Linked DNA regions of Mus musculus: region 2 is linked to region 1. Evidence: chromatin loops called from intact Hi-C (ENCODE). Cell type or tissue: gastrocnemius. All regions are shown on one strand.

Evidence for each region. Hi-C counts contacts between places; a loop is a spot of excess contacts. Peaks named below come from ENCODE experiments on the same cell type or tissue, not always from the same donor. Only the 100,000 strongest peaks of a DNase experiment are listed, where the experiment ranks them.
Region 2: it touches region 1 in a loop (12-fold over the local background); 16 of 42 quality-filtered maps call a loop at or near these places.

The regions. Positions count from the first base shown.
Region 1 is chr4:112,953,923-112,956,422 of GRCm38, reverse strand. The region is part of intron 25 of Skint6 (selection and upkeep of intraepithelial T cells 6); the gene reads left to right. It also overlaps the pseudogene Gm12816. Among named protein-coding and RNA genes, the nearest start is that of Skint10, 180 kb to the right of the region's middle. In gastrocnemius, no CTCF peak of the experiment used is centred here; a DNase peak (open chromatin) is centred at 1,144.
Region 2 is chr4:113,671,183-113,673,682 of GRCm38, reverse strand. The region is part of intron 32 of Skint5 (selection and upkeep of intraepithelial T cells 5); the gene reads left to right. Among named protein-coding and RNA genes, the nearest start is that of Skint5, 330 kb to the left of the region's middle. In gastrocnemius, no CTCF peak of the experiment used is centred here; no DNase peak of the experiment used is centred here.

The sequences.
Region 1 (2,500 bases):
CACAAACGACTCCTCTATGGTGGATATAAAAGATTGATATGTATCAAGTACAAGTGACCATGCATTAGAGAAAATTTGATGTATGTGATGTAAGTAGAAAAGTTAACATGAAAATATGCTATGCGGTGGCGGCCAGATGTCTCACGGGAAATTCTCAGCTCCCAGGCATGGGTCCTTGGGCTTCCTGCCTCGCAAGCGCAGCAGCAGGCATCCTGGGAAAGTGAAGAGCTTTCCTAAGGATGATGCTTCCAAGCCTGTTCACCTCACAGCCTTTCTGGGTTACAAGGCTGGCATGACCCACATCGTCCGGGAAGTTGACAGGCCAGGATCTGAGGTGAACAAGAAAGAAGTCGTGGAGGCTGTGACCATTGTGGAAAACCCCCCAATGGTGGTCGTGGGCATTGTGGGATATGTTGAGAACCCACGAGGCCTCCGGACCTTCAAGACTGTATTTGCTGAGCACATCAGCAATGAGTGTAAAAGGCGCTTCTATAAGAACTGGCACAAGTCTAAGAAGAAGGCTTTCACCAAGTACTGTAAGAAATGGCAGGATGACACAGGCAAGAAGCAGCTGGAGAAGGACTTCAACAGCATGAAGAAGTACTGCCAGGTCATCCGCATCATTGCCCACACTCAGATGCATCTGCTTCCTCTGTGCCAGAAGAAGGCACACTTTATGGAGATCCCGGTGAATGGAGGCACTGTGGCTGAGAAGCTCGACTGGGCCCGAGAGAGGCTGGAGCAGCAGGTTCCTGTGAACCAGGTGTTTGGGCAGGATGAGATGATTGATGTCATTGGCGTGACAAAAGGCAAAGGGTACAAAGGGGTAACCAGTCGTTGGCATACAAAGAAACTGCCCCGAAAGACCCATCGAGGTTTGCGCAAAGTTGCCTGTATTGGAGCCTGGCACCCTGCCCGTGTCGCCTTCTCTGTGGCTCGAGCTGGGCAGAAAGGCTACCATTACCGAACAGAGATTAATAAGAAGATTTACAAGATTTGTCAAGGCCACCTAATCAAGGATGGCAAACTGATCAAGAACAATGCATCTACTGACTATGACTTGTCTGACAAGAGCATCAACCCACTGGGTGGCTTTGTCCATTATGGTGAGGTGACCAATGACTTCATCATGCTCAAAGGCTGTGTGGTGGGGGCCAAGAAGCGAGTACTTACTCTTTGTAAGTCCTTGCTGGTCCAGACCAAACGTCGGGCCCTGGAGAAGATTGACCTGAAGTTCATTGACACCACCTCCAAATTTGGCCATGGTCGCTTCCAGACCATGGAGGAGAAGAAAGCATTTATGGGATCACTCAAGAAAGATCGCATTGCCAAGGAGGAAGGAGCTTGATTCCAGGACCACTTTGTGCAGATGGTGGGGTCTCACCAATAAAATATTTCTACTAACAAAAAAAAAATATGCTATGCACACATGGTGGTATTTATTTCAGCGAGAAATAATACAATTATCATTTTTAGATTTAAAGATGAATGCAACAAAAATCATATTTTATCTGAAATAACAAAGAATTACAGATGATGTGAAGTTTCACTTTGTGGATTTGAAAGTTTGAATAGATATGAGTAAATAGATATAAATGTGTGATATTACTGCAAAAACAAGATTCTCTGGGAGGTAACTGGAATCAAATGACAGGGACAAAAATGATGTTGTGGAGAGGGGCATAGATTACAAATTCATGTGATATATCTCTGAAAGTATCTTAAAGAGATGTATTGCTGTATATGCCAAAATATAAAAAACCTAAAACTCATGTATTTTCTTCCAATAGTTCTATCTGACAAGATCCCATATCTATTTACTCTAGATATCTTTGAATGGATGCACTATGACCATCATCTAAGCAGTTGGAAACGAATATTTCTGAACCCATTATTTCTCCATATATTCTCCACTTTTCTGGTGGAGTTTCTGATAATGCTGTTTTTATAAGTTGGTGTTGCCTGTATATTTACCAAGTTGAAATCATGTTAAAAATACTGATTCCCATTCATGTTCATGAGTGTACTCTAAGATTAACACTGTGTCATCAGTGCCCATGCAGTAGAGAAATATTCATGGGGTTATCATTACCTACTTTGAACAAAAGGCAATATAATGTTTGTCAATCTGAAAATTAGACATCTGTGCAGACCAAATTCAGTATCATTACATTTTCCTATGTGATATGAAATGAAGAGCATCTTTTCAGTACTGTCAGTTGCAACATCTCTGTCATGAATTATATATCAGGCAAGGAAGGTGAGTTATCTCACTATAGAGCATCATTTCAGAAGGATGTTCTGAGTATGGAAATCTTTCTTCACATGGTATCATGTGGAGTACCTCATTGGTCAATGTTGACTGTTTCAGTAAGTATGGAGATGCACTTCAAATGCATGACTCACTAACTCCTGAAATAACTGCAACTAAGTCATTACACTCAACATCTGAATACACCACTGAAAGCAGTTGCTATCCTTCACTGTAGATAATAAAACA
Region 2 (2,500 bases), 720 kb before region 1:
TTCTTGCCATAGTTCTTTATGACAAGATCCCATATCTATTTACTCTAGATATCTTCAAATGGATGCACTATGGCCATCATCTATGCAGTTGAGAATGAATGTTTCTGAATGCATTTACCCATTATTTCTCCCTATATTCTCTACTTTTGTGGTGGAATTTCTGATAATGCTGTTTTTATAAGTTGGTGTTGCCTTTATATTTACCACGTTGAAATCATGTTAACAATACTGATTCCCATTCAAGTTCATAAGTGTACTCTAAGATTAATTTTGTGTCATCGGTACCCATGCAGTAGAGAAATATTCAGCAATAAACCTTATATTTATTCATCTAGGCTTAAGTCAGTAACTCATTGCCCATAATCATCTGAGCAATACCAAATAAACTCTTGACTTTACTGGTCAAGTAGAATTTGACTTACATGGAATCACATGGATTCTCATGGTTGCCCTGGTAAAGGGGTGATGATGATGATGATGAGGTGGAGGATGAGGAGGATGACAACGATGATGATTACTTTGTTTATTGAGAAATATTCATGGGGTTATCATTACCTACTTTGAACAAAAGGCAATGTAATGCTTGTCAATCTGAAAATAAGACGTCTTTGCAGACCAAATTCAATATCATTACATTTTCCTATGTGATATGAAATGAAGAGCCTCTTTTCAGTAGTGTCAGTTGCAACATCTGTCATGAATTATAAATCAGGCAAGGATGGTGAGTTATCTCACTATAGAACATCCTTTCAGAAGGATTTTCTGAGTGTGAAAATCTTTCTTCAGTTGGCATCATGTGGAGTGCCTCATTGGTGAATGTTGACTGTTTCAGTAAGTATGGAGATGCACTTCAAATGCATGAATCTAACTCCTGCAATAACTGCAACTAAATCATTACACTCAACATCAGAATGCACCACTGTAAGCAGTCACAATCCTTCACTATAGATAATAAAACATGAAAAAAATGCTTATGTGCATTCCCATAAGAGTTTTCCCACAGTACTTAAGGATGAAGTTTTAAAAAAAATCATATAGGGATTCTGTAATATACAACACTATTCCCAGATTCAAAATAAAAATGCTTTGAGGAAAAGGGACAGTTTAAGAAGATGTGAACTTTCAATTTCACATATTTACTAGGAAGGAACAAGTTAGAACTTTGCTAAGGAACTCTCTTTGGGAATAAATGATTGAATTGATTGTTAAAAATTCTGATGAGAATGAAAAAGAACACATGGTAAGCATGAGAGAATATTCATATAAGCATGATTTTCAATCTCATGACTGGAATGGCAAAGAAATTGTGATATTTAGGGAATTGCCTACATCTACATTGTTGAAATGTGGTAAGACATTAAAATTAAAGTGAGTTTCTCAAAACATGGCTTGCAAGGCTATGGAAAATCAAACCATATGGGAATAATGTAGGTACCACAGAACTGGAGAAACAGAAATATGACTATGCATTCTGCAAGACCTGAGACAATACAAGGATGCCAGTCTGGATGTACTGACTCACAAAAGGCATGAGGAACCCTTAACTATGTCAAGCCATAATTCCCATAATTATCAGGGATTGGAAGGCAATAGCAATAAACCAAGCAATTTTTTTATAGAAAGGATGATCAGTACCCTGGTTACAATTATGTTTATACATTGTTTTCAGAAAATATATATAAAGGTAATTTGGTTCTGGATTGGAAATTCATTTGTTTTGCTGGTTCCAGGGTGGGATGTGATCTTTGAGAGTTAGAAAACACTTTGTCAGATCTGAATGATTTACATTGTTATTTAGGTTGAGTTCTTAAATAGCTAATGCAGTCAAGATGGAATATATAAAGGACAAGGTAGACAATAGAGCTTGCTATGTTCACACCAAGACAACTGTGACAGCTGGAATGCTAGGATCATTTCATAGAAATATTCAAAACTATAAACCAATTCACATATAGGGGGTCTTGAAGCTTATCAAAGAGTTCATGAAAACCATATATGACAAAGCATCTTCGGGGAACTATTGAGCTTTTCATGGTGAAGTTCAATAATTTCCTCACCGCCTATGTGGTGTATGTTTCTTCCAGGCAAATAGGAACACCAAAAGTGAAGATTTTCATTCTTTATCTATCAATAACCAGATATAGATGATGAATAAAAGAAGCTGTGGTGCAGCTCAGGGAATGTCAGTTGCAGTGCATTAGGACCAGAAGGCAACATAGACTCTTTTCCTCTGGCCTGTGGAGGAATTAGCAGCACAGAAATGCACAGACCAAGGACTATCAAAGATAGCAGTATCCTCAGAATTCCTGAAATAACAGCACCAAGAAAGTTGGAAGCTGGAGATGTTACAGATTATATTTAGAATGTAAATGGATATCCGTGCCATCTCTCATGCACTTTAATCAGCACTGAGTTTTATATTAAATAATTCTTGCAAACCTTGACATCTTTACATGCAGTACGTATTCTGTCTCATGAACTTGATAAGTATTCATCTTGT